Regions from separate parts of the Homo sapiens genome. Here region 1 is linked to region 2. Evidence: read pairs that join two places in POLR2A ChIA-PET (ENCODE). Cell type or tissue: PC-3. All regions are shown on one strand. Links, peaks and the distances in the headings refer to the core of each region. The heading gives the core; the rest is flanking DNA. Region 1 overlaps CEP112 (centrosomal protein 112). Region 2 overlaps CEP112 (centrosomal protein 112).

Region 1 (15,446 bases), core at 4,486-8,485, 170 kb after region 2:
CTACAAATTAGGTAAAACTACTAATAAATCTACAGACTAAGTAGATACTCTACTGAAGTAAATATACATTAGTATAAACTTTCTGAAATGCAATTTGACCTGTTAATTCTACTAGGATTTTAACCTAAAAAAATTGAAATTGAAAATGTCAACAAAAGTTTATGTATGATGATGCCAATCTCCACATTAAACAATTAAAATAAAATCTAAAAGTTTGGCTGGGTGCAGTGGCTCATGCCTATAATCACAGCACTTTAGGAGTCAAGGTGGGCGGATCACCTGAGGTCAGGAGTTCAAGACCAGCCTGGTCAACATGGTGAAACCTTGTCCCTACTAAAGATACAAAAATTAGCTGGATGTGGTGGCGCATGCCTGTAGTCCCAGCTACTCAGGAGTATGAGGCGGGAGAATCGCTTGAACCCGCAAGCCAGAGGTTGCAGTGAGCCGAGATCAGGCTCCATCCTGGGCTACAAAGGAAGACTCTATCTCAAAAAAAAAAAAACCTAAATGTTCTAAAATAAAGAAATAACACAATTAATTACATCTGGCTGGGCGTGGTGGCTCACGCCTGTAATCACAGCACTTTGGGAGGTCGAGGTGGGCGGATCACGAGGTCAGGAGATCAAGACCATCCTGGTCAACATGATGAAACCCCGTCTCTACTAAAATACAAAAAATTAGCCGGGCATGGTGGCGCCCATCTCTAGTCCCAGCTACTAGGGAGGCTGAGGAGGGGAATCGCTTGAACCTGGGAGGCAGAGGTTGCAGTGAGCCGAGATTGTGCCACTGCACTTCAGCCTGGCGACAGAACAAGACTCTGTCTCAAAAAAAAAAATTATGTTATATCAAAGGCCGGATGAGGTGGCTCACGCCTGTCCTCCCAGCACTTTGGGAGGCCAAGGCGAGTGGATCACTTGAGGTCAGGAGTTCAAGACCAGCCTGACCAACATGGAGAAACTGCGTCTGTACTAAAATATAAAATTAGCCAGGCATGGTGGCACAATGCCTGTAATCCCAGATACTTGGGAGGCTGAGGCAGGAGAATCACTTGAATCTGGGAGGTGGAGGTTGTGGTGAGTCGAGATTGTACCATTGCACTCCAGTCTGGGCAACAAGAGCAAAACTCCATCTCAAAAAAAACAAAACAAAACAAAATTTGTTATACCCATAAAACAGGATATCATGAAACAATGAAAACAATATTTTCAAAGAATTTCAAATGACATTGGAATATTCTTAGTATAATGCTTTAAAAAGCAAGAGATCAAATTAATTAGTTTGATCTTGGGCAGCTAAGTTAGTATGGCTATTTTACATATACATTAAATTATTACTATTATATCTGAGTGGTGGTAGGAACAGGGAATTTTACACCTTTCTCCACTTTCCCTATTTTCTAAAATATCTTCTATTTCAAGGAAGGTTATTTTTAAAATAGCTGAATAGGTTTCTAAAACCATTGTCCAATTTAGATACCAAAGTTTAATCAAACTTCTGAAAATTACACACTATCATCACTTAGTAATGTTCTTTAATTTTTCAAAAGTTCATATTTTATGGACTTTGTTTCAATTAGGTTTGAAAAGATTTTAAAAGGCCACAAAAGAAGCTTTCACTTTGCAAAATGTCAATCATTTACTCTCTTGGATTCTTTATTTGAAGCATTTTGACCTTGTGGAGGTATTTCATGTTTCTCTTAACTCAAAATCATTGAAGATATCATTTGGGTCTAAATTGCTGCTGACAGAAACTCAGGTAGGATGTGGACTTAGGAATTCTTTTATAACCTTAACATCGTAAGTGCTACTGAAACAACACAGACCCATATAGAATGTCACACTGAGATTATTTATTATTCTGGTATTATTGTCCTTTCCTCTTTGAACCTCAACTTTATACTCAATGATAGAAAATGAACTTCTAAACCTCTGAATTCTTGACTGGGTTTTAAACTGCTGGCAAATATTTTAAATTTCAGATTTATTTAAATACGATAAAAACATCCAACTTAAAAAGATACTGTGAGAAGAGTTCAAGCAACTGGCAGAATGACATAACAGACTCACAAAAGAATCAGCAGCTTGTTAGTTTTATTCAAACTCACAGTAAAAACTCAAATTTTAAAAAATTTGTGTAGAAAAATTCAAAGTATGTCTCAATAAAGATTAATGCTATGTTTTTAACTTATTAAGTGATATGAAGGAAATCAAAACACTAAAAGAACATATAAATATTTGAATACAAAGATGTATCATATCCTACCCAAAGTATTTATAATGATTTGAGATCAAATGTGGATAAATCAATAACAGTTTATTCACATGACCAGGCACAGAGGCTATCTTGAATTTCTCAGTAGATTATCATTCTTTTTGTTTTGTTTTGTTTTGTTTTGTTTTGAGACGGAGTCTCGCTCTGTTGCCTAGGCTGAAGCACAGTGGCGCAATCTCGGCTCACTACAAGCTCCGCCTCCCGGGTTCACGCCATTCTCTTGCCTCAGCTTCCCGAGTAGCTGGGACTACAGGCGCCCGCCACCACACCTGGCTAATTTTTTGTATTTTTTAGTAGAGACGGGGTTTCACCGTGTTAGCCAGGATGGTCTCGATCTCCTGACCTTGTGATTCGCCCGCCTCGATTATCATTCTTTTATTCACTCACTTAATATTTAATGAGTGCTTACTGTGTGTAAGGCACCATGCAAGCTCCTGGGGCATTAGAAACAAATATTTCCTGCTTTCAGGGAATTCGGAGTCCAGGTCTTTACTGCATTTGAAAATGCTAAACTCCTTTGACTATTTATGTAAAAATATCAATCATTGGAAATACAAATTACTCGATGTGAGCACAGCATTTAGATATCATCATATGGACTCTGAGGTTGGTGAATTCCACCAACTGGACAAAAACCGAACTCATCGCACTCAACACCAGCCTATGTAAAAGAGAGTCTTCCCTTTCCCCAGACTCTCCCTTTTTGTCAACAAGTCCCTCCATTCTGGTTCATCTCAGTACCTCTACCCATGTCAGCTAAAAGAACTGTCCTCAAACCTCCCTTCTAAATTCTGGGATCCCTTGTGTTCTCACTTCAATCCAGGAGCATTCCATTCTTCCAGATGCAGGATACCCATGCTCCCTCCTCTACCTGCAGAACTCCAATTCTATAGGAACAAATTCCCTTATATCTTCTTCCTTTCCAAGGCATTCCACTGTTCAGCTGGAAGCCTGTTTCGCTTTTTTTGAAACTCCTCACCTAAGCAGACTACTCTGATTCTTTACTAAGAATACAGATGCTATTAGCTACAAGGTCTTTTCAAGTCTTGTCAGAGAGCTTCTCTATATCTTTACCAATGCTTGACTTCCTTCCTCCATTGGTGAAGGTCATGCCTCCTGTCACTCATTCATGTCATACCCGGAGGGCACCTGCCCCGAGCTGGGTTTTCTAGGCACTGGTGGTACAGAAGTAAACAAGCTAGACAAGGTCCTGCTAACAGAGCTTATGTTCTAGTGGGTGGGAGGAAACAAGCGAACAAATAAAAGGATGATTTCAGGTAATGCTATGAGCTATGAAGACAATGGGACAAAAAAAGGTGGCATAGGTAGGCCAGACTTTGGATGAAAAGGTCGGGGAAGGATGCTCTGAGGAGTGTAGAATGATGTCAAGGAGGTTGGCCATTGAAAAAATCATGTGGAGAAGCATTCTGGAAGAGGGTGACAGCAGCTGCAAAGACCTGGAGGCAGGGGAGAGTGTGGCACATTCTGGGAAAAGACCAATGGACCCTTGCAGCCTTGTAGCCGAGGGCTGAGGTAGGCCTGTGCTGCGTCTGTGCTGGGGATGCCATTCCCACCTGCACCACCTCACAGATCACAAGCCATCAATGATCTCTGATTCTTCACGTCATTAAGCTGTTCCTCTCCATTAGTCCCTTTGTGTACTTCAAAATGCTCAACCCATGTTCAGCCCCAAAATATATTCTCTTTAACTCCTGCTGCTCTTTGGAACTACATCTTTCTTTTAACATCGTATTTTCCCAAACAACAGGATGTTCCCTCACTTCCACTTCCAGACTTATCTTTTGAAACCCTGTTTCTGGGCACACAATCATTTTCAGCGCACTGTCCAAGATCATCAATGACTTTGTGGTTTCACATCCAGTGACCTTTCTTCAACCCTCATCCTTCCTGAGTTTGGGTCACATTCTTGACAATCCCCCTTTCCAAATAGTCTTTTCCTCTATTTCCATAAAAATGCATTCTTCTCATGTTCCTTCTACCTTCGTGACCCTTCTTCAACTGTTTCCTCCCTGGCCTCTCAAATGGAGCTGTACCCCTAAGTTCTTCCTTCACAGTTGCCCTCTCTCTCCCTCCCTCCCTGCCTCTTTCCCCCTTGCTTTAACAGTCCCACTCACTCTCAAGGCCACTGGCCAGGCCTTCTCTGTGGGTGATTCCCACAGCTGTTTGTCTCCAATCCTGCCTGCTCTTGGGATATCCAGAAGCATTCTTTCAACAGCAAGGGAAAGTGTAGTGTCACTTCAAACTCCACATGTTCTTAACTCAGTTCAGCTTCCTCCTCCTCCGACCAGAAACTTCTACATTCCTGATCGATTTATATTTAACCAACCTAATCAGTGCTATCTCTATGATGATTTTCAAATGTCCTCTTTGTCCCCTTGCTACTGCCGACACTCTCACTGCCTTCTCACGCACATCTGCTGTGCCCTCAAGGACCTCCTGCCTGGATTAATCCAGTCCTTGTTACCTCCTGCTGCTGCTACCACATCTTGCCAACACCAAGAGGATGATGTTCCTAAGAATCACTGGAATCTTGACACTTCATTTCCCCAAAACCTTTGGCAACTCCTCACTGTTTACCCAATGAAGCAAAAATGCTTATCACAGCTTTGGAGACTTTCGATGATCCTGAAGCTATCTTAGCTTGGTTGCTAGCTCTCCCCTGGATCAACCTCTATGTCATGGAAACGGTTTTGTTTGCTCTTGCTTTCCTTATTCTTTTGACTTAGAATGCCATCCAACATATCTACTAATTAAAATCCTACTTATGTTACTTATGTCTCATTCAAGTAACATCTCTCCCAATTAATTTTCCCGATTTCCTCAGCAGAAAATGATTTTCCCCAAATTCACACTGTCTTGCATTATAGTTATCTGTGTAGTGTACTTGCAGTATTTTTCTTGCAGTCACTATTATTTTTCTATTTGAGGGCAGTGGCCCCCTCCCCTGTTTTTTATATACCCACAGTGCCTGGGATAATGCCTTTCTGGAATATAAAAATTCAGGTTTCTAATACTAATTTTTAAATTATCTTTACCCTGTAAATTAGCATCACGTATAAACCTACATTTCACGAAGTTCATCTCCTATTAAAAAGAGGCATTTGGAATGTGAATATATAATGCAGGAAAATTACGGCCTAAATTGGATGTGTTATATGTCTGACTTTGGCATATCCAATTTTCTTAAATCAAGGTGCACAGGTATCTGTGCTATTTAAGAACATTTACTTAGAAATACTTTGAACTGCTAGAAGAGTTGACTGAAGCCAAGGTGAAGTGAGTGTAAGAGTTAACAGAAAAGATAAGTGGCAACACCACTTTCCCTTTCCATCAGTCTCTCTTTTATCTGCTATTGTCAAAGTCTGAGACTATACCATATAAGAATATTTCCTGGCCTGGCGCGGTGGCTTACGCCTGTAATCCCAGTACTTTGGGAGGTCGAGTTGGGTGGATTGTCCGAAGTCAGGAGTTTGAGACCATCCTGGCCAACATGGTAAAACCCCATCTCTACTAAAAATACAAAAATTAGCCAGACGTGCTGGCGGGTGCCTATAATCCCAGCTACTCAGGAGGCTGAGGCAGGAGAGTTGCTTGAACCCAGGTGCCGGAAGTTGCAGTGAGCCGAGATCATGCCACTGCACTCCAGCCTGGGCGACAGAGTGAGACTCTGTCTCAAAAAAAAAAAAAAAAAAAAAAAAGAATATTTCCCTAATTCCTGAACTGTATATTTTAGCATCGAGACATTATTATTTTATCCTGCTGTGAGGGAATTATCACTAACATCCCACTTAGCCTGAACATGTCCCGAGAGGCCCAACCTATTGGTCTTGTAGTCTTCTTCCTTTCGGCAAAGAGGAATTCCATCTGTCCACTGGCTTGGGAAAATAGCCTTGGTGCTGCCCGTGACTGTTCCACCCTACTTCCCACCCCCCAGCATATTCCACGAACCAACAGTGAATGCTGTCAGGTCTACCTTCAGAACATATCCCAAATCTGATCAGGTTTTACTACCTTCATTGCTATTGGCTAGACCCAGCTCTCTATTACCTTTCCTCTATATTTTTGCAACAGCGTTTTAACTGTTCTCTCTACTTCCTCCTTTGCCATCAATTCAGTCTATTCTCAGCACAGCAGATGATGACATCCTATTCAAGTGTGAGTCAAATCATGTCACTCCTATGCTCAAAATCTGCCAACTTCCTCTACTCATAGAGAGTCAAAGCAAAGCCCTCTCACTGGCCTACTCAGACCTACGTGACCTGGACCCACACCCTGAGGTTTCTTCTCTGGCCTCATCACTTTCCCTCTTCTTCTCACTCATCATTTCCAGACACACCACTTTCCCTGCTGTTCTGCCAAGAAGTCAGGCTCACTCCTGCCTATTTACAGTCCTTTTTCCTATTTATTTCTGGGTTCATAGCTATGCTATCAAGGGCCAAATCTGCTGAAATCTGACTTTCAAATTAATTAAAGTACAATAAAGCAAGTACCTTAGGATCTCAGTCTATGTAAAATCAATGTAGTAATGGCTAGTATGGTATTGCATACTCTTTAAAAGCTCAACATTATTTGAAGATGAAGAGGGATAGGTGGAAAGAAATTAAACAAAATTTAGATGATTCTTAAGTTACCCTTTGCAAGTTTCTCATTCCCAAGATAAAGACTGGTCTTAAGAAACTCAAGAGGCAATTTTGGAAACAGCAATTCACATTTAGTACCTGACTAAAATAGTTATACTTTTTCTGAACGTCAAAAGAAAGAATATTTGAGATTGCACCTTTAATATAAGTCCAATCAAAATGTGTAAACATTATATTGACATTTATTCCAATAATATATACTTCTAAAAAGACTTTTCTTATCTCGACTGAAATATCAACCTGGGAAAATAAGTCATCATTTATGTGACACTGTTATAAAAAGCTGTAAAATCTAGAAATGCTTATTAGACAACTGAGGGAAGATCTGAAACTTAGTCCCATTTAGGAAAATTTAGGGATACAGCCCCAGTATTTCTAATCAAAATAATATTGGACAATATTATAATATCACTTTATTACAACGTGTATTTAATTACTATGGAATAGGATATTCCATATAATCCCTTCCATGAAAGCCAAGGGAAAAGTTAGGAAATTCCCTAGATTATTTTACTGGTACTTAGACATAGGAGCAAGATACTTAAATTCCTCGACTGAAGAGTTTATACATTTAAAGAGTAATGCCATGTCTACTACCTTTTGGAGATTAAATATAAGGGTGGTGGCAATGGATTTTAAACATGGATTTCAACTGCCTATTAAAAAACTAGTTAAATATCTTACCTTTTCCAGTGTCATCTCTGTCTCAGCAGCATGAGTCTTTTTCAGCTCTATTTTCATCTTTTCTGATTCAGCCTTCAGTTTATTGACGACAATCTCATGTTCCCTTGTAGCCCTTTGCTTTTCCTCTTCACGAAGAAGACCAAGCTCTACCAGCTGCTGTTTCCGCTGTGAGTTCACATTGATCAATTCTTCTCTCAACTTGTGAACCTGGGCCTCCATGTCGGCAATAACCTTGTTTTTAAAAATGGAAAAATGGGCAGAAGATATCAATAGGGAAGTCACAAAAGAAGAACCAATGGGCAAAAGGCCAATAAATGAAATATGAACATATGGAATAGAAAGCTTAGATTGCACTCCATCCTTCCTTCTTTCCTTCCTTCCCTCCCTCTTTCCCTCTCCCTTCCTTCCTTCCCTCCCTCTTTCCCTCTCCCTTCCTTCCTTCCTTCCGTTCCCTTTCCTTCCCTCCCTCCCTCCTTCCCTTCCCCTCCTCCCTTCCCTTCCCTTCCCTTCCCTTTCCTTCCCTTTCCTTCCCTCCCTCCCTCCTTCCCTTCCCCTCCCCTCCTCCCTTCCCTTCCTTCCTTCCCTCCCTCCCTTCCCTCTCCCTCCCTCCCTCCCTTCCTTCCTTCCCTCCCTTTCCTTCCTTCCCTCCCTCCCTCCCTTTCCTTCCTTCCTTCCTTCCCTCCCTCATTCCCTCCCTCCCTCCCTCCTCTACTTCCTTCATTCCATATTCCCATGTCATTCCTTCCTAGCTCAGAGGCAAATACCACCTGGAACATTTTACCATACTTTTGGATCTTTAAACAACATATTGTTTAGTTTTACTTGTTTCTAATTTCTATGTAAATGGAATATTACATGTATTTTTCTGAAACTTGCTGTTTCAAATATTCAACATCATCATGTTCCTGAAATTCATCCAGTGTTCCCTATTGGATTTTTACTTTTTATTGATTGATTTCTGCTTTTATTTTTATGTCCTTCTTCCTACTTTCCTAAGGTTTATTTTGTATTCTTTCTTCTAACTTCTTATTTTGGATACTTAACTCATTTATTTTTTATCATTTCTTCTTTTCTGATTTATAAATGTAAGACTACAAATGTCTCTCTGGATACTGATTTAGTTCCATCTCTTTGGTTTAGATATGTGGTATTTTCATTATCGTTTAGTTCAAAATACTTTTTTAACTTCCATTATAATTTTTGTCTTTGACTTATGAACCATTTAGAAGTATGTTTCTTAATTCCCAAGCATATGGGACATATTAGTTTCCCAGGGTTGCCATAACAAAGTAGCACAAACTAGATGGCTTAAAAGAACAGAATTTTATTCTCTCATAGTTCTGGAGGCTAGAAGTCTTAAAATCAAGGTGTTGGCAGAGTTGGTTCCTTCTGGAAACTCTGAAGGAGAAGCTGTTCCATGCCTGTCTCCTAGCTTCTGGTATTTCCTGACAGTCACTGTGCCTTGGTGTGTAAATGCATCATTCCAATCAGTGCCTTTGTCTTCAGATGGATTTGTTCTCTCTGGGTGTCTGTGTCTCTGTGGTGCTGTATTTTATAAGGACACTGGTCATACTGGATTTAGGGCCCACCTTAATCCAGCATCACCTAATTTTAACTTGATTACATCTGCAAAAATTCTATTTCCGGCCAGGCGCAGTGACTCATGTCTGTAATCCCAGCACTTTGGGAGGCCGAGGCGGGTGGATCACAAGGTCAGGAGTTCAAGACCAGCCTGGCCAAGATGGTGAAACCCCGTCTCTACTGAAAATGCAAAAATTAGCTGGGCATGGTGGTGGGCACCTGTAATCCCAGCTGCTCGGAAGGCGGAGGCAGAGAACTGCTTGAACCTGGGAGGTGGAGGTTGCAGTGAGCTGAAATTGCGCCACTGCACTCCCGCCTGGGCAACAGAGCGAGACTCCATCTAAAAAAAAAAAAAAAATTCTATTTCCGGTTCTGTGTAGACAGGAAATTTTGAGAGGGACACCATTAAACTCAGGAAATGGACTTCAGTGGTTATTGTTTTGTCATTCACTTCTAATTGCACTGTGGCCAAAGAATGTAGTCTATCTCCCATTAATTCTTTGCAAATTTTGAGAATGTTTGATGGCAAGTTATGTAGCCAATTTTTTAAAAGCTTCATGTATGATTGCTAAGAAATGTCTATGCTGTATTTTCTACAGTTTTCAGTGCTATATCCTATACATGCCTATCATATCAAGCTTGTTACATAGTTGAAATCTTCTGTCACTTACTTACTGCCACTAACACATTAGCCAGCAATGCAACATTTCCCAAAACACAATGATAAATGTTTCATTTCATGCCTAATGTATGTTCAACAAGCACAGCCTAAACCAACATTTCCTTGACTGGAAACCAGAAAAATAAAAAAGTGACAGGAATCCAAATGTCACATTATGATGCTGGGAATAAGAATACAAAGCTAAATGATGAGAAGTTGCTTTGGTCAAAATATCTACAAGAATTATTTCATTTTCAATATAAATATTATATTCATCCAATTTTTAATTTTAACAATTTTGTGATTTCTACATGATAAATAATAATTGCTATAATTTTGAGTGTTTACTTTGCACCAGGCATCTTATTTTGGATTGTGTTCAGTATACATTAGCTCAACTATTAACCCTGTGGCCTCTCTACACTAGACTGGAAAAGACATCTAGAACAGTAACATTTGTGTTAGAGGAAAGAAAATGCTTTATAGTAATAAATCTGAGCCTTCGAGGCTGGAGGTGATAGGATGTCCCATTTTTATCCTGCCTTTCTAAGAAAAGCTTACTTGAACTAGTCCCAAAGGAATATGTGAGAGGACTTTATATAAAAGGCTGATCCTTGTAAACCTGTAGTGGAAAAATTAGTTATTTTTTCTTCAGGAAATCTATGCACTGTTTTAACATCTATTTGTTTCTCTATTTCATAGATTGATATCTGTGTATCAATAATCAGCTGTGGATCAATTGTCCGTGAAAACAGTCTTTTACCTTTTGTTCTTTGTTTTATAATGATTCTTTTGAACCCAAGAGAAGAGATAGTCAATGCAATCAGATTCTGAAATAGAGGATACATCTTCTAAAAACAGATAGACTTTAGCAGTGACAACAGTTATGTGTTTGGGAGGCAGAACATTCTTTTTTTAAAAAAAAGCTCAGGGATATCAACATGGCAGACAAGGATGGGTTGCTGGCTCCCTTCCCCAAAATCAATCCTGGAGAAAGCACAGGAAGCATGAATCTGAGATACTAATAACTATAACAATAATAAACATAACAAAAGCAAATTTTGAGAAGCTCCTGGGTGGAATAAAGACAGTCCTAAGGGGGTACAGCCTGGGGAAGAAAATAATAGAAAACCGCTGTAAGAAGGTGGGTTGCAGGAATGCTTTACCTTCTGCTCTTGTCTCTCTCTTTTGTAGCCAGGTAAAATCATATCTGTTCCATTACCATGTTGGGAGCAAGAACTCAACATAGTGTTGACATCAGTCAGTCAATACCAAGGAAAGCAAAGCCCTCCTTGGGTGAGGAGTTGAAGAAAACAGGCACAGACTTCTCTGAACTTCCTGGGTATTCCCCCTTCCAAAGGCTTCCCTCCAAACTCCCAGGACTAGTGACTCAGTCATTAGACACTCACTTCCAGGAGCTTAGGTAAATTCCCGACCAGCAGGTTTTCCTGATGAAGTAACTGTGAAAGGGAGTGGTACGGCAATGAAGGGCTCTGTCTTGGGGTTCATAATCTTGTCCTTCTATAAGCTCATCCAACAGGTCAGGGACTAAAGGTGGGCTTCTGCTCTTCCCCAGTCAGGATATCTGATAGTCCCAGGGGAAAATGGGCTCCCTGGCCAAAGTAAATAAACCTGAGGAGCAAAACTACTACCAAAAAGAGACACCTAAATAACATATATTATCTGAAGCAGTATAATTGGAACAGATGAAACAAGAATTTTTTAAGTGCGTAATAGGCCGGGTGTGTTGGCTTATGCCTGTAATCACAGCACTTTGAGAGGCCAAGGCAGGTGGATCACTTGAGCCTAGGAGTTCAAGACCAGCCTTGGCAATATAGTGAGGCTCCTTCTCTACAGATAATACAGAAATGAGTCAGGTGTGGTGGGGTGTGCCTGTAGTCCCAGCTACTCAGGAGGCTGAGGAAAGAAGATCAATTGAGCCCAGGAGGCTGCAGTGAACCGTGGTCATACCCTGTACTCCGGCCTGTGTGACAGAAGGAGATCTTATCTCCAAAAAAAGTCCATAATAAACATACAAATAGTAATATATATATACTTAATATACTGAAAAGTGTAATGGAAGAAGTTACAGACATGAAGCTGCAATTAATGTCATAGAAGAAGGAAAAAGTGAAAATGATAGGAAAAAGAGCAAGTTAGCTAAAGCCAAAGAATAGAATTGCGCATTGGAAGGATGGTAAGATTGAAGAACTCCCTGGGAGGCAGCAGAGAAAGATAATAATACAGAAAATGTAAAAGAAAAGCTAATATTTGTGGAGGACAGAGGAAGTGACAACATCTAAATAATAGAGTCTGAGAAAAATAGAATTGGAAAGATTTTATCCAAGCTCAAGCTGATTTGAAAGTCTGCTTTTTATCACATACTGTATCATCTCAAAGTATTAAGAATTTCTCTTAAGGAAGAGTACATATTTATTGTACTTTATTAATTTGTTATTGTGCGTTTCTATCCCCTAATTTTCACTATGGTTAGTACAAAGTTAACATCCAAAAGCCATAAGTCCATAATGTCTTTTTTTGAAAATTAAAAAATACATACATTTTTATAGATTTGGGAGCATAAGTACAGTTTTGTTACTTGGATATATTGCATAGTGGTAAAATCTGGGCTTTTAGTGTAACTACCAACCAAATATTATACATTGTGCCCACTAGGAAAATCTTTAAAAAATGAGCAAAAATGTTAGTTTTCCAAAAGCAGTGAGACCATCCCAAATCGAGTTTCAATCTCTGTCAATGTAAATCAAAGTATTGTTATGCACATTGTCATCACTGTGTAGATACTGTTCTATATTTTCACACACCCAATTTTAATTTAATTCCCATTTATTAGCATATTTGTCATATTTAGTGGCTCCCTAGTATTTCACCCTTCCAGTACAGGCATATCACAGAGATATTGTGTGTTTGGTTCCCGACCACCTCAATAAAGCAAATATTGCAATGAAGTGAATACTGCGATGAAGCAAATATCTCCATAAAGTGAGTCACATAAATTGGTTGGTTTCCCAGTGCATATAAAAGTTATAGACTATTCAGGAGTGTCTGAGGGAGAGAATACAGTCATGGGTTCTTGGTTTCTGTTTCTGGTTGGGCCAGTAAAGCCCCTTCCTCATCCCTCTTTTCTGCTTATCACTAAAGACAGAAACTTTAAAACCATGGCTTCTGGCTGCTAAAAGCCTAAAGCAAAACAAAACAGAACAACAACAACAAAATAAGGTGGGTTGGACAAGCTTGCAGTTTATTCAGTGAGCATTATGTCTAAAAAACAATGTGCATTCCTTCATTTAAAATACATTATTGCTAAGAAGGGTTAATGATCATCTAAGCCATTCTTAAGTCCTAATCTTTTTGCTGGTGGAGAGTCTTGTCTTGATACTGATGGCTTGCTAACCGAACTCCTGACCTCGTGATCCGCCCACCTCAGCCTCCCAAAGTGCTAGGACTACAGGTGTAAGCCACCACACCTGGTCAATGTTTATTATTTCAATGCATTAATGGAGTAAATTATATTATAGGTTATTTTCAAACGTTACATCAACCTTAGGTTACATTCAATTTTTTCCATAAGATAATATTACTGGATTCAGTTTGCTAATAATTTGCTAATGATTTTTGAGAGACTGACCTGAGGGATTTTTTTTTTTGGACTCTCCTTGGCATATTTTTAAATTGATGTTATGCTAGTCTCATAAATTCAGTTGCTGAATGATGCTACCTTTTTCATCCTCTGAAAGAATCAGTATAAGATGAGTTATTTGTTTCTTAAATATTTAGTGGAACTGGCCAGTAGGGCCATCTGGGCTTGATATTGTATATCTGGAAAACATTTTGACTACTATTTCAATTTTTCTGATGGTTATAGGATGATTCACATTTTCCGGTCTTTTACAGAGTCAGTTTTGGTAAATTTTTATAGTTTAGGAATTTTTCCTCTTCCCCTAAATTTGACATTTGTTGGCATTTATAAATTTCTATGTCCTTGCATTCTCTACAACTTGGTGATTACATACGTTATTTTTATACATTATTGGACTTGATTTGCTAATAATTCCAGATTTGTATGTGTGTGTTCATGAGTGAGTTGGCCTGGAATTTTTATTTCTCTTCTTGTACCAGTCATCTTTTCTATCAATATTACAATCTTTTAAATTGGTTTGAGAGTATTTTTCTCTTTCTCGCTTCTCTGGAAAAGTTTGTAAAAGACTACAGTGACCTGTCCCATGGGAGATTTTTATAGAACTCACCTGTAAAATTATATGAACTCAGTGTTTTCTTTGTTGAAAGATTTTTAACTGTTTTTAAAATTTGCTTAATTATATTAGATTATTTAGTTTCCTGTTTTGTCTTGCGGCATTTTATGTATTCCTGGAAATTTGTCCATTTCACCTGGGTTCTCCAATTATTGGCATAATGCTTTTTTAATATCTTATTTTTTTAATCTCTGATGATCTGGAATATATCCTTTTTAAAATTTAATGTTATTAATATCTCTCTTTTATTGATAACATTACCATAGCTTTATTTTTATTCCCAATATTGTTTATTTGCACTTTGTTCTTTGATCAGTCCTACCAGAAATTGCTTCATTTTTCTAACTTCTTAAGCTGGTTGCCTACTTCATTAACAATTAACCGTTTAAAAATAAATGGCAGGTTAAGTGTACCCATTTCTCTCATTTTAGCTTCATCCTTCAAGATTTGAGAAGTACTATTTTCATTATCAATTATTTCTAAGTATTTTAATTTAAATGTTATGAACTTATTTTTGATTAGGAAATACGTTGACATTGATAAGAATTTATAAGCCACAAAAGTAGATACAGTAAACTATCTTCCACTCACCCGGACTGTCATCAATAACCACCTCATCCCCACCCAAAATAGTACCAATGTAAAAAGTGTCAAAAGTGTCTTAGGTCTAATTCCAGAAGATCAATTCTTAGGTCTAATTCCAGAGATCAATTCAAAGTGCTTTTAATTTTACCTTAATTTTATCTTATGGAAAAAACTGAATGTAATCTAAGGTTGATGTAACGTCTGAAAATAACCTATAATATAGTTTACTCCATCAATGCATTAAAAGAAAAAACATTGGCCAGGTGCGGTGGCTTATGCCTGTAGTCTTAGCACTTTGAGAGGCCGAGGCGGGCAGATCACGAAGTCAGGAGTTCAAAACCAGCCTGGCAACATGGCAAAACCCGTCTCTACTGAAAATACAAAAAGTAGCTGGGCGGGGTGGCAGGTGCCTGTAATCTCAGCTACTTGGGAGGCTGAGGCAAGAGAATCGTTTGAACCCAGGAGGCGGAGGTTGTAGTGAGCTGAGATCGCGCCATTGCACTCCAGCCTGGGTGACAGGGTGAGACTCCATCTCAAAAAAAAAAAAAAAAGAAAAGAAAAGAAAAGAAAAAACATTATGATTATCTGAATACACAGAAAAACATCTGATAAAATTAAACAACAAAAATTCTTAGCAAAAGAGAAATAGAAAAGATCACTTTAACCAGATAAAAGGTATTTGACAAAAGACTCATCAAATTTCATTTATTCTTTATTGTGAAGTTTTAA
Region 2 (15,446 bases), core at 5,270-9,269:
CTACTCAGGAGGCTGAGGCATGAGAATAGCTTGAACCCGGGAGGCAGAGGCTGCAGTGAGCCAAGATTGCGCCACTGCACTCCAGCCTGGGAGACAGAACAAGACCTTTATCTCCAAAAAAGATAAATAAATAAATAAATCTCTGCTTTTTCATTTGTTTGCCAATAAACAATTGCAATTGCTTCTACCTCAAAATAGCCCTTTCTCAACAGAAAAAGGGCTGGACTATAGTAAAAAAAAGGAACTGCAAGTTAAGTGGCCCCTCGGAATGTTTGATACGTTTTTCCAAACATGACAAGCACAATCAGTAGTCATCAAACATTTCTCTCTGCTGACTCAACCCCACCCTCTTTTTAACATCACTGTGTTGATCTCTACTTTCTCTTTCTACCTGTTCACTGAATTCTATGAATTCAGTGCTTAGTAGCTGTCAGAACAGGAAGCCTTGATAGAATACTGTGGGAACATAAACATATATATTCCTTTCTATCTTCCTGGGAAACTATATTTGATCACCCAGGTTAATACTTGATAATTCTATTCTGCTTGCCCACCAATTTTAAAAGGTGGGATAGAACACATCTTGGTTTTAAGTTTCTTCTATTTTATTCTTTAAGAGCCTCCATAATTTACTTGTTTGGAGTAAATCATATGTCTTGATCGAAAACATAATTTTTAATAAGGCTAAAATGAAAGCCAAAACTGTCTTAAAAATTAAACGAAAAGACATGAGACTATACCACAACATTACTCCATTCTAAGAATAGAAGATGAGACCCAGCCCCAAGGCAGGCAAAGCCTGGCTTTGAACCCTCCAGTCCCAGGTCAGAGATCTGTGTGCTCCTGCGGCCCTCCCCGTGGTCTTCGTCATCCGTCAGTATTCATTGCAGGGACGAAGAGCCACTTCAACAATGTAGAAAATGCTTTATGGAAAAACAGCTGCAGTGATGCAGTCGGTGCTTTGCTGACACGTGGATTTGATATGTCAGCAAAGCACAGGATTAAAAACATGCAGCAAGCACATAGAGGATCCTGCCTCTTCTCTCCTCCCGCAGCACACTCAGCCCAGTGAGGTTAAAAACAAAGAGAATCTCAAGAAAGCAAAGATGAAACAGAGCACGTTAACACCAGAAGAGTGCTTTAAGTGATCCTTTAAAAATGGCATTGCAATCATTGTGTATGGTTTTTAGTGAGGGTTTTGGGTACAAGTGTTTGACTTGCTTTGGCGCTTTGCCACCAAAATCTATTAGAATAACTGATTTATAAGAAATATTTTGATAAGATGTGTATTTAATAAAAATACTAATGTCCTTGACACTGTGGTTCAAGCTTTTTTTTTTTTTTTTTTTTTTTTTTTTTTTTTTTTTTTTTTCAGAAAACAGAGGCAAGTGTTCAAACTGTCACGGAGAATAACATGTGGCCAAAATTACATGTGGTTCTATCTCTCATAACAAGTCTTAGAATGATGCATCATACCAGCTGTCTGGGAACAAATGTATTTTGTTGGCATGGGAACAAAAGAATTAGTCTGAATTTTGTAATTAAACTGTGGTTATTAAAATTACTCGAAACAAACCAGAATAATAACCATTAAACATGAAAAGTCAATAAAAGTCTTTGAATTACATTTCTGTTGCAATTCCTGTTTTCATAACGTGCTTTGGGATGAAACATAGCTTTGAGTTGTTAGTACTTTTAAATAGACTTCACTGCAGATGAGTTAGCCAACAGCAGCTAAGACTGTGAAGTTTTAAAATCCTTTATGGAAAATGAAAATTAAAGGCTTGGAAATCTGTAGAAGACCAATTCTTTTTAACAATTGTCACAATTATTGCACAATTGATTTTCTGTCTCTATAGCATCTTCTTCTTTAAGGCTGCCTGTGACTCCATAGATTTGTTGGTTACCCTTGATGATGACTGAGGTGGTTTAAAGATAAGCAGTGCTATCCACTGAAAGCTTTAAGTTTATTGATTTTGGTTCTCCTAATAACCATGCTACTCCTGGATAGATCACTGGGCATTGTGGGAGGCAAATCAACTCTTTGGGAATACAAATGATACTAGTTGTAACGGTATAACAGGCGGAAGGAGCTAAGGAGCTTCCAGAGTCGTCTAATATTACCCGAAAGCTACTTATACTAAAGGGACCAAGTTTTATTCTTTAAAAACCCAGAGACCTAGGAAGGAATCAGCAGAATGCTAAGTTCATCTATAGAGAAAAATCAAGGACTTTTTTGGTGTCTTTTCTGCTTTGGCCTTCTTATAGGAGAGATTTGAAAGAAAAATCTGTCTTGTTTTAGAGGAGAGCAGAAAGGTGGGTGCCACGGGCAGGGCACTGGCATTTTGCTTTCTCTTCATCTTTCCCTGACCTGTGAATGCTTTTTGGTGCTATAATGTCTGAGGAATAGCTGAGGGCCCAGAGAAGCCATGAATGATCCTACCAGATGAAATGACCACCCCGGATGAAAATGATAAAAGAATATCTTTAATATTTGTTTTGATAAAAGTCTAGACAAGAATACACTGAGAAAAAGTCACTTAGAATATGTTTAGGAGGCCCAATACCAAGGGCCTGTGATCAGTACCCAAGTTCAGCAACTTTTGGAACTCTTCGTCCTCAAAGTCCCTGTGGCCTGTGATGCTGCTAATTCTTCCTCCCTCCTTCTCTCCATCTGTCACCCTCCCTCTCCCTCTTTCCATCCCGTCCTTCTTCCTCCCATTAATTCACCGAGCACCATTGGGCCTGATGCTGGGCTAAACGCTGGGATACAAGGATAAACATGACACAGTCCCAGCTCAGGTCCCACCCTCAAAGTGTACCACCTACTGAGGGAGTTTGATGGAAAAAGCTTTAATGCGGAGGGCGGGGAGGTGCATTTTAGTCCGTTCTCACACTGCTATAAAGATACTACCCAAGACTGGGTAATTTATAAACAAAGGAGGTTTAATTGACTCACAGTTCTGCATGGCTGGGAGGCCTCAGAAAACTTACAATCATGGCGGAAGGGGAAGCAGGCACCTTCTTCACAAGGCGGCAGGAGACAGAGTGAGTGAGACAAAGGGGAAGAGCCTCTTATAAAACCATCAGATCTTGTGAGAACTCACTAACACAGGAACAGCATGGGGGAAACTGCCCGCCATGATCCAGTCACCTCCCACCAGGTCTCTCCCTCAACACCAGGGGATTACAATTCAAGATGAGATTTGGGTGGGGACACAAAGTCTAACCATATCAGGGGGCCACAGAAAGTGCTGCAAAGGCACAGATAGATAAAAGTGGGACATCAGGTGGGCAGGGCTGTTTTGAGGATAGGGGCTCCGGAAAGCAAAGGCCTTACAGAGTGATTCAATTCAACAAGCGCTGGTGGATGCCATGAAGATGACAGATCGGGTCCTTACCCTAAGGGGCATAATGTCTAGTAGGAAATTCTCTTTGGTTTTCCTGCCTTTAAATTCTCCTGGCTCTGCTCTTCCTGCCCATTCCTTTTCAATCCTCTTTGCATCCTCCTCTATCTTCTCTGGTCCCTTGGCTGTGACCCTGCCTACCAATCTGCTCATGGCCCTCTTATATCCCTCTATGCTCTTCTTTGTCAATATTATCCACACATTCTGGGCTTCTGCTATATCTGCATCAAGACGACTCTGACATGCTTAAAGTCCTAGGGCTCTTTCTTGACTTCTGGATTCAGATTTTCATTTAAATGCCTCCAAATGAATGTCCTCCTGCTAGCATCTAGGATGCAACATCTAAAAAAATGATAGTGTCATTGTCCACTATATACCAGCTTATCAATTTAAAAAGGCATTATTTTCAACACATTCCTTTCTTCCACTCTCTAAATCTCTATATTCTGTGAATTTTTCCTTTTTTTAATTTTTTTTTTTTTTTTGAGACAGGATCTCTCTCTGTAGCCCAGGCTGGAGTACAGTGGTGCAATCTTGGCTCACTGCAACCTCTGCCTCCCTGGCTCAAGGGATCCTCCTACCTTAGCCTTCTGAGTATCTAGGACTACAGGTGCACATCACCACACCTGGCTAATATTTTTGCAATTTTTTTTTTAAGAGACAGGGTTTCACCATGTTGGCCAGGCTGGTCTGGAACTCCTGGGCTCAAGCAGCCTGCTTGTCTCAGCCTCCCAAAGCGCTGGGATTACAGGCATGAGTCACCACGCCAGGCCTGAATTTTTCTTTTCTTTCTTTCTTTTTTTTTGAGATGGAGTCTCACTCTGTCACACAGGCTGGAGTGCAGTGGTGTGATCTCAGCTCACTGCAACCTCTGCTGCCCGGGTTCAAGCAATTCTCCTGCCTCAGTCTCCTGAGTAGCTGGGATTATAGGCACCTGCCACCGCGCCCAGCTAATTTTTGTATTTTTAGTAGAGACAGGGTTTCAACATCTTGGTCAGGCTGGCCTTGAGCTCCTGATCTCGTAATCCACCCGCCCCGGCTTCCCAAAGTGTTGGGATTACAGGCATGAGCCACCGCGCCCAGCCTGAATTTTTGCTTTTAAATGCATCTTCACATTTACCCTCTTCTTTCTACCCCTTTTGACAATATCCAGCTCAAGCCTTCCGTATTTCTCTTGTGACCAGTGATGTGAATTTTAGGCCATAACCTCTGAATTGGTCTCCTTTCATTTCTTGTTCATCTTCCCTGCTGGACTAATCTTTGTAAAATATAACCTCAGTCATCTAGCACTCCCCAGCAAAGAAAAAGTCCCCCATTGCTGACAACTGCTTTCTAACGAATGACTGAACTGCTCAGCATTCCATCCAGAATTGGCTGCTGGTCCTGACACACAACACAGCGCTCAATAAAGAGTAGACACTCAGTAACAAATGATCCCTCTTCCCTTTTTTTAATGGATGAAATGAACAAAACGAACTTTCTGGTCTTGTTTTCCTCTTCACTGATATCACACCTTCTGGCCAAGATGTTACTCAATGTCCCTTGAACACTCGGCATGTTCTGCTCTTCACTCTGCCCTCTAACTAGAATGTCCTTCCTCTCTGTTAATGCCCAGGCCAGATGTTCCCTTCTCCGCTATAAACAACTATAATCACACACGTTGCATCTCTATGATGTTTGATAGTTTTTGAAGTATTTTTACACACTTTATCTTGTTTTGATGTTCCCAAGAACCCTGTGGGAAGATATTTTACTAACATTTTACTGATTAGGAATCCATTATCCAGAAAGGTTGAGTGGCTTACCCATGATCACATGATTAGTAGTGACAAAGGTGGACTGAGAACCAGCAGCACTTTTCCCACTAGATCACGACAGTCCTTGAAGCCTCTTCTGGTTTCTCTCCCTGTGCCTTGGTGAGGGTATCTGGGACTCTGCAGCCCACGAGGGAACCTCTTTCCCCACCCTGCAACCCCTAAACACACACAATTACCATGGAGACCGTCTTTGGTCACTAGTGTCTCTCCTAAATTAGTTGATGTGTCTAGGCCTTAAATATGAAGTTGGTTGCTGCAAAGCTGTGATCGAAATGTTAAAGTGTGACTTTTAGCTATTTTAAAATAATTTATGAGTCACTTGTGCCTGCACAGTCCAGACCTTTAATGCTTGCAAAACCAGATGAGACTTACAACTAAACCAGCTGGCTGCAAAAAAATACTGAGCAGAAAACCAAAGAGGACCCCGGGGGCAACCCAAGACAGCAAGACAAGGTAGAAGCCAGGAGCCTTCAAGAGAAGGCTGGCAGAATGCTGATTCCTGCCGAACAGCTTTGGAAGGACCCGGCTCCCCGGAGGGCTGCAAGCTCTTGAAACAACCCCAAATTAGCAAGTGCCACACACTGCCTAGGCAGTGGGACCCTAACCTCTTCCTGGTTAAAGATCCTCTCCTTCCTTCCCATAGGATCAGGGAAGACGGAAGGAAGGACCAGTGCTTGCATTCTTTCTGCATATTGTGATTCTGAGCCTCCAAGCCATTTAGTAAAAGAACCAACTTCCAGCTGGGTGCGGTGGCTCAGGCCTGTAATACCAGCACTTTGGAAGGCCGAGGCAGGCAGATCACCAGGTCAGGAGCTCGAGACCAGCCTGGCCAATATGGTGAAACCCCGTCTCTACTAAAATACAAAAATTAGCCAGGCATGGTGGTGGGCGTCTGTAATCCCAGCTACTCGGAAGGCTGAGGCAGGTGAATCACTTGAACCCGGGAAGCAGAGGTTGCAGTGAGCCAAGATAGTGCCACTGCATTCAGCCTAGGCAACAGAGCGAGACTCCATCATTAAAAACAAAAACAAAAACAAAAACAAAACCAACTTCCATTCCACACCTGGGGTCTACATTTTATACACATCCCATTTACTCTATCAGACTGTAAACTCCTTGAGGGCAAAATCTATAACTTATTCATCTTCGTTTCTTCTCAGACCTAACACTGTTTAGCAAAATACACCTGTTAAAAGAATAAAATGTTGAGTAAAAAAAGACTGAGTCTCCTGTGAAACACTCAGCATTGTATTTTATTTATTAGAACATCTCTAAAGTATTGTTTTTTTCTCACTAATTTGTTTAATAAAATATCCTTCTGGGAAACTGAGTGATCAATGTAATTAAAGCTATTCATACTTTCAAATTTTAAGATAGCCAGTTTGAAGCAGGGAATTTTGCTCTGTGTATGTTAATATCCACAGATTGGTATGTTAGAATCTGACATTTTTTGGTGTCTTTGTTATAAATACATGCTTTACACAGTGTTAAGAATAACAAGAAAACTTTTAGACTATTTATTTTCTTCCTTTTCTTTTCTATAATTTATCAAACCAAATTATCTAGTCTCACTGTGAATAACGAAACATTGTTTGCTCCCCATTGTGAATAATGAAACTAAGTGAATTTTAGTTTTACCCAAAATATTTTAATCTGTACCTGCACCCGAGTGACAGATGGCATATATCCATTTTACGCAGTGTTTAACGCAGTGGAAAATAATATTCTGGGAGTAAGCAGACCACTTACAGACCTACCCTGGGTCTGCCACTAGTGTGTTGTACATTAGGGAAGTCACATCCTTCCTGATGACTCAGTTTCTTTGCACAATGAAAAAGTCTGACTCAAGCTCTGATCTCCCTTCTTTGATGAAATTATGGGGTTCTTGCTCAGAATAAACTGGAATTAGAAATTATTACCTCCTCCTATGAATAAAAATAATGGTGATTTTAAATTGCTGTTTATTGATTAGAGAAAACATCACGTTTTTGTAAAGCTGACTTAGAAAATTTATTTTCTGATTCTATTGGTGTTATTTCTCTTGAATCTGCCCAAGGAGAAAGTTAACCCTTTGTGCCCCACAATGAGCACATCTTCCCTGGGGACTCTGTGTGCTGATCTGTCCGCTTGAGGGGACAGAAGGGAGAGTTGGTGGCACCAAGGCATGTGGTGGACAGCAAAGATGCCACCCATCAAGACCTGATGAGAAGCAGCTTTTGGTTTTTAATTAAAAACATAACTTTTACAATGCCTCATTCATTTCTTGTTTTTATAGAATCAAAACATAGACATTTTTCTTAAATGAAAACCAGAAACCATTTAAACATTTTTAAAGCAAGCAAGTTAAAAAAAGCAGCTTAGGATTGTCTTTTGTAATTCTGCCAGTTTCAATTTTGATTCCTTAATGCAACCAGTATCAGGATAACAATATTTGCTTGAAAAGAAAGAGAAGATAGTCCTCAGGGGCTGTTTCAAACACATTTTAGTTGTTCGATTGGCTGATGTGAGGCTAGCTACTGTTATTGAAGTTGCTTTGATGAACAGTGAAAAATACATTCATAATGTAACAATCTCAACATTTTAGATATCCTTAGTAAACTCATATTTAGCAGATCCTAAAAAGTGTCTGTGACAATAGTTCTAATTTTTTTTTTTTTTTTTTTTTTTGAGATGGTGTCTTGCTCTGTCGCCCAGGCTGGAGTGCAATGGCACAATCTCGGCTCACTGCAACCTCCACCTCCCAGGTTCAAGCGATTCTCCTGCCTCAGCCTCCCAAGTAGCTGGGATTATAGGCGCCCGCCACCACGCCTGGCTAATTTTTGTATTTTTAGTAGAGACAGGATTTCACCATGTTGGACAGGCTGGTCTCAAACTCCTAACCTCAGGTGATCGGCTTTCCAAAGTGCTGGTATTACAGGCATGAGCCACTGTGCCCAGCCTAATTCTAATTATTTTTGACTACTTGTGTTAGTGTCACAGATTTAAAGGGGGACATAGGTCAAATTTAGATAAAAGATTAAGTTAAATATGGATGAATAGTATTTGTTAAATATCTATTATTTGTTATGCAGTTTAATTGAAACAACTGGCTTTTTTTTTTTTTTTTTTTTTCAGCTACATCCTAGGACCTTGTGGAAAGAACCCAACATCTCTTGGTTACAAAGATTATGAAATATTCAGCTTTACCCATGGGTATTTCCTGACATTTCTTTGGTAAACTGTAGCCTAATAGAAGATATCAGGAATTAGTGTAAGAAATATTCTAAAAAGCTATTGTCACTACAAAGATGAAAGTAACTTTGATGATCAAAAAGAAGTCAATAAAAAAAGACTGAAAGTAGTTCCTGAATCCTTCTCTATTGTTCATTTGGGATTTCTTAATTTCCCTACTCTCAATATATTATGGAATTTTCTGTGTGAAGTTTTGCCATGAATTAAATTGATGTCAACAAAAGTTTTACCTTAAGTCATATTTTACCACAAACTAGAGAAGCCCCAGTCCTCCAGGGAGCACCTTTTCCTGCCTTTAAGAAGCTTGTCTCTTCTTCTTCTTTTAATTACAAGCATCATCTACAGAGGATGGGGCTCAGTTGACCTTCAGTGACAATTAGACCTGCTGATTTGACATGAACAAATCCATGCTCCCATCCGAGGAGGCATTTTCATCTCTTTGACTTGGCACACGATGGGCAAGTGTGCTGTGCTTGTGTTTCCTTTGCTCGTTGCTTTTCTCTGCCCATGGAAAGTCAATGGCATTTGCTCCTCTACCAGGAAGCAGGAATACAATGTCTGTTTGCCTGCCATCCTTGATAAGTTTACTTTCTCTATCATTGCTATCCAGTTTTTTTTTTATTTGCTAGATATGTAACTTGAAAATTGTCATGGAAGGAGCAAAAGTTTGGAGTTCAGATAAACCTGGATCTGAATACTCTTCTACTACTGTGTGATCTTGGATCTACTGCTGTGTGATCTTGGATGAGTTAATCACTCTGGATTTTGGCATGCTATTCACAAAATGCAGATGATAATACTGATCTTACATGGTTATTGTGAAAATTAAATGAACCAGTATGTGTAACATTTATTGTACAGTGTCTGTCATCTTGTCAGCATTTGATAAGGTATAGTTATTATTAATTTTTTTTTTTTTTTTTTTTTTTTGAGATGGAGTCTTGCTCTGTCTCCTAGGCTGGAGCGCAGTGGCGTGATCTCGGCTCACTGCAACCTCCGCCTCCCCAGTTCAAGCAATTCTCCTGCCTCAGCCTCCTGAGTAGCTAGGACTATAGGCACCTGCCACCACGCCCAGCTAATTTTTGTATTTTTAGGAGAGACAGGGTTTCACCATGTTGGCCAGGCTGGTCTCGAACTCCTGACCTCGTTGATCCGCCCACCTTGGCCTCCCTAAGTGTTGGGATTACAGGTGTGAGCCACTGCGCCCGGCCTAGTTATTATTAATTTTTTATTCTAGTATTATTCTATTTTGTTATCCTATTGTTGGGTGTATTACATAGACATTATATAAAACGTATATGTATATATGTATATTTATGCATCTCATATACATGATATGTACATACATATGTGATATACATATGACACAGAGTTCATTAGAGAGTAGGAAGGAATTATAGGAAGGCAAGTCAATTCAGTAAGTATTAACAGTCAGCATCTATTAGGTGCTTACTTTCATCATTTTGTACAATCCTCTATCGTGGGATCCTGTTTGTAAACATCTCCAGAGATTAAAGAAGAAAAGAAAACCTTCCCTATCAGCCTTACTTTTGTGTTTTCCCTTCCCCCAAATTCAGAATAAGCTAATATAATATGCCAATATTCCTGTACTGAGTTTTACAACCAATGTATAAACATCTGTCAATTCCTATGACTGTTTCTGTACATAATGGATTGGTGGCACTTAGATCAATATTAGCAACGCTACACTCAACAGCTGAGGGCAATGCATTTATAAAGGGTTTCATCAAGATTCATGGTCTCTAGTGATACATGTTGACTTTTTAGTTTAAATTGTCAAAATTACCACTAAGTGTAATTTATTATAACCAGAAGAGTTGGGTGAAAATAATGCTGTCATTTAAAAATAAAATAGGTCATTAGCTATTGTCACAGCCATACTATTCTGGGTTATATTACATTATTTTGAAAAGAATGGAAAGAAAAAGGAGAAAACTAAAATTCAAAAGAAAATGTGATTTATGCCTCTAAGCAAAATAATATCCATTTATTTTGAAATGATGACATAGCAGACACTGTTGGCTGCATACTCAACACTCCATTTCCCCTCCTTTTTGTTCCAGTTTTCATTCTTCTCCCAGTTTCATCACCAGCAGGTGGGTCCTGATTATTCTAGGCTAGTTTTGTATACTCAGTTCTTTAGCCAGGGACTGGGTATGCCAGGCTAAGCATGTGACCTTCTCTGGCCAATGACATGTAAAGGGAGGGGGTAGTTTCCAGGAAAGATTTCCTTACTCATTAGGCCCTAGAAACTGGCAGCCCTTTTCTGCCTCCGAATAGTGCAGATCTGGGCAGAATGCCTGGCACTGCTGCAGCCATCTTGAAGTTGGTTCTAGAATGAAGCCAGCACCGGAGGGAGAGTCATGAGAATGCTTTACTTGTGGACTTCTTGTTCTGTGAGGTAATAAATTGCTTTATTTTTTATGTGAACCATGGGTGGGATATTCTGTTACTTGCACCCAAAGCATCTTAACTGAAACAGGCAATGTGTAAACTTGTTTTTTTTTTTGAGACGGAGTTTTGTTCTTGTCACCCAGGCTGGAGTGCAATGGTGCGATCTCGGCTCACTGCAACCTCTGCCTCCCGGGTTCAAGTAATTCCCCTGCCTCAGCCTCCCAAGTAACTGGGATTACAGGCACCTGCCACCACACCCAGTTAATTTTTGTATTTTTAGTAGAGACAGGGTTTCACCATGTTGGCCAGGCTAGTCTCGAACTCCTAACTTCAGGTGATCCACCCACCTCGGCCTCCCAAAGTGCTGAGATTACAGGTGTGAGCCACTGCACCTGGCTGCACACACTTCTTGACCTAGAGAAAGTAAACAAGAGAGTCAAATAGTAAAGGAGAGGGTACCTGTTCCTGTGACTCCAATTCTTTGTGTTGTAATTTTTTCTCTGCACATCGCACCTGATTAGAACGGTTTTCTAATTCATCTTGTAAAACCTGAAACGGTATAAAATAAAGATATCATTAATAATTAGCACACTTGGAAAAATAGTTCTACACCATGAACTGGCACTAAAAAGGCCTCAGATCTCTAGTTTATTACTCTTGTTCCAAAGCATTCAGGCAAACAATACCAGACTTTTGTGTGTCAGGCCAAGATGTTTTCTGCTTTAAGAATACCTAGTATAAAAAATTCCAAAGTTATAAAATAGACAAATTGGCAGATGTCAATCATATATTAAAATGTCTCATATTCCCAGCACAGAACCACAAGCATGTAATAAAGCATATGTAATAAAGCATAACACTATTGCAATGAAAATGGCTCCCTCAGGACACCTGCAATGTACACTTACACTCTGAATATCATTGTGACGGATAGGAATTGTAATATCTGACCAGCATAACATTTTTCAAAATTATATTATGATAATTTGAGTAAATTATAGCAGCCTTAAAGGAATTTCTTTATAAAGTCAGAGAGGATGGTATGGAACTTGAGGAACTTGTAAGAAATGGAAAGAGGTGAACTCTTTCCTTTGCCAAGTAGCTGTTTGAAATAGCATTCAGGTTAATATGGGAAATGGAAACCACAAAGACCAATAATTACCACTGCATCAATTACTATGTTAAGTAAAGAGATGAACTAGAAAAAGAACTTGTAGTTTCCATGTGCTATTTCTATAATGACACTGGATTGTCCATTCAAACAATCCAATGTAATTACAGAAATACTACATGGAAAGTTACAGTGAGCAGAATGCATGGGGTGGTAACAGCAAAGGTGCCAAATTCACAAAATTCATTTCATCCAGTCAATATTAGTGAGTTCCTGCTGTGTGTCAAGAATTACGATAGGTACTCTAGACATAGCAATGAAAGAAAACAGACCAAAAAAAAAAAAAAAAAAAAAAAAACTCCGGTCGGGCACAGTGGTTCACATCTGTGATCTCAGCACTTTCAAAGGCTAAGGCAGGAGGATCACTTGAAACTAGGAATTCAAGATCAGCCTGGGCAACATAGCAAGATCTTTTCTACAATTTTTTAAAATTTAATTAGCTGGGTGTGGGGGTGCAAACCTGTGGTCCCAGCTACTTAGGATGCTGAGGCAGGAGGATCACTTGAGCCCAGGAGTTTGAAGCTGCAGTGGGCTATGATTGTGTCACTGCACTCCAGTCTGGGTGACAGAATGAGACCCTGTCTCAAAAAAAAAAAAAAAAAAAAAAATCCTTGCATTCACATGCTTAGATTATAATGGGGTGGAGGTAGGCAATAAGCAAACAGTAAGTGTATTATATAACCGTGATGAGTGCAGAAGAAAAATAAAGCAGGGAAGGGGACATTCTGGAGTGGTGTGAGGAAGAGGGGATTGAGATTTTAAATAGATGGTCCAAGAAGGCCCAGCTGGGCGAAGACCTGAAGGACAAGAGAGAGCAAGTCACATGTAAATTTCCACAGGAAGAGCCTTCCAAGCAATAGCCACTGCATGTGGAATGACTCCGAGATGGTATGTTTGTGGAAGCCATAAGGTCACTGTTGAGAGTGATCAAAGCAGCAGCAGTGAAGTCAAGGACATAACAGGGTTCAAGTCACATCAGGTTACGTGGAGTCTTGCAGGTCAAAGGCTTTAGATTTTGCCCAGAGATAGACAGGAAGTTGCTGGGGGGTGGGGAGCAGGTGCTGCTTTCATTGTTGTCTGAAGAGCAGACTGAGGGGCAAGGCAGAGGCAGAGAGCAGGGGAGAGGCCACTGTAACACCAGGAAAGGGAAGATGGAGAGCGGGGCCAGGTGGTAGCAGCTGATGAAGGAAGGATCAGGTCCAGGTATGAAATAGAGATGATGGCCCTGAAGGAGTGGAAGCAGAGAGAGGAAAAAACAGGACCCCAGGGATTCTGGCCTGAGGAGCTAAGACTGCAGTTGGCATTCACAGAGACAGGGCAGGTGTTGGGGGAGAGGAGCCGGAGCTCAGCCTCAGTTGGCTTCAGTTTGAAATGCCTATTACACATCCAGGTGGAGACACGAGTTCAGACACAATGGCTAAATTAGTGTCCATTAAAGATTCCTGCAAACACAATGCCAGTCTTTTTTATGTCCAGATAAACAGTGGTTCTTAACCTTTTGGGAGGTTCTAGACTCCTTTGAGAATCTGATGAAAGCTATGTAGTTACTCCCTAGAAAGAGAAAAACCATAGTTTTATGATTTTGCCTCTCACTGTAGGACATTCATAGATTGCCTGAAGCCCATCTGTGAATGGACCCCAGGCTAAGAACTAATTTAAAAAGTGAAATGGTCTGTGAATGAGCTTGCATGCTTTAGGGTGTCTTTGATATTAGACTTGATCATAAATCTACAACTCAACCAGGTCTGAGAATGAGCTTGGAAATCTCTCCATTCTTGAATTGTCTATAATTCTGTTGTTGTGTTCTACTTCCAAAAGGATGAATGCAATAGTTCCTGTGCTTGTTGATGAGGTAGCCTTTCCCCCACCCCCTACTTTCATAGCTACCAACAAATAGGATCTTATCAGCTTCTTTTATTGCATAATTGGGGAAAGTAATGATTACTGTATTGGGAAGAATAGTTATCTATTTTTTTTGTCACCACTTTTTCCTGCTCTCTAATCCATCCTCACACCACTGTCAGAGTGAACTTCTTAAACTTAAATCTGATTATGTTGTTCCCTGACTGAAATGCTTAAACAACACTCCAGCCCCGCTGAGAGACAGCTCTCACTCCTTAGCACAGCATACAAGGGGCTTCATCAACTGGCTTGGTCTCCAGCCACGCTGTGCCGTAGGAAGCCTTGGCATGCCGTGCAGATGTCATTATCAGCAATAACAACAGGAGCTATCATCCACGGAGTGGATTTTATTTTTAACCCTTACGACAATTTTGTGCACCCAGTATTATTCCATCTATGTTAGAGAGGATGTAATTGAGGCTCCATGCAGTTAACTACCTTGCTCAAGTCCATGTGGTTAGCAGTAAGACACTGCACTGGAATTTTTTTTTTTTTTTTTTTTTTGAGACGGAGTTTTGCTCTGTCACCCAGGCTGGAGTGCAGTGGCACAATCTCGACTCATTGCGACCTCCACCTCCCGGGTTCAAGCGATTCTCCTGCCTCAGCCTCCAAGTAGCTGGGATTAAAGGCATGTGCCACCACACCCGGCTAATTTTTTATATTTTTAGTAGAGACGAGGTTTCACCATGTTAGCCAGGATGGTCTCGATCTCCTGTCCTTGTGATCCACCCATCTCAGCCTCCCAAAGTGCTGGGATCACAGGCGTGAGTCACCACGCCTGGCCTGGACTGGAATTTTAACATATTTTTGTAACTTCAAATTGAATATGTTTGTGCTACTCCATGCTGCCTCTTTCCCACTCTGTACTGATTTTCTCTTTTCTTTGCCTGGAAGTCCCTACCGCACCTACTCTGCTCAATGATGTAATTGCCCTAATCTATACAAGAGCTAAGTATGGACTTCTCTGGGCTTTCATCCATCTAGTGTTTAAGAGAATTAATTTACATGTCTGGGTGGCATGCAACTGCAGCTCAGGGCTCTCCTCTCTTCATCTCTGCAAGCCCAGTGCCAAGCCAGCTCAATGCCTGGTACACAGGTGACACTGAATTCATGTTTGTGGAAGGAACTCATAAACATTTGAACTCTACTCCCTAAAGATATTTACTTCAATCATCAGGGCTTCTGACTGTCCTTCATGTGGCACATTTAACCAAAGGTGATTATGTGTCCTGAGACACAAAATACACAAATATATCCTCCAAATGTCTATATCTATCTCTGAACACACACACACATATCATAATGATAATAATTGATAATATATTATCTGGTTTCTGCTACAATAAAAAATACTCCTTTAATTTTATTTCACAGAAGAGAAAGATGGCATGCCTCTCCCTTCTCTTAAACGAAGAGTTGTTCCCCACTTCCTGGCTTCTCTCCCTCCTTGCCTTCACCTGCAGAACCCTGAGAGTGCTACACTCGGCGTCCCACACCCTGCCC

The links. Peaks named below come from ENCODE experiments on the same cell type or tissue, not always from the same donor. Only the 100,000 strongest peaks of a DNase experiment are listed, where the experiment ranks them.
Region 1: POLR2A ChIA-PET joins it to region 2 with 6 read pairs; 3 of 35 experiments call an interaction of 5 or more read pairs at or near these places.

What each region holds. Positions count from the first base shown.
Region 1 is chr17:65,844,188-65,859,633 of GRCh38, forward strand. CEP112 (centrosomal protein 112) reads right to left here. Exons shown (of 27, transcript NM_001199165.4): 21 at 7,617-7,847. Among named protein-coding and RNA genes, the nearest start is that of AXIN2, 290 kb to the left of the region's middle. RefSeq lists an enhancer at 10,671-11,870. In PC-3, for the core only: no CTCF peak of the experiment used is centred there; a DNase peak (open chromatin) is centred at 6,484; H3K27ac peaks cover 2,186 bases.
Region 2 is chr17:65,677,800-65,693,245 of GRCh38, forward strand. CEP112 (centrosomal protein 112) reads right to left here. Exons shown (of 27, transcript NM_001199165.4): 24 at 11,330-11,419. Among named protein-coding and RNA genes, the nearest start is that of AXIN2, 120 kb to the left of the region's middle. In PC-3, for the core only: no CTCF peak of the experiment used is centred there; a DNase peak (open chromatin) is centred at 7,032.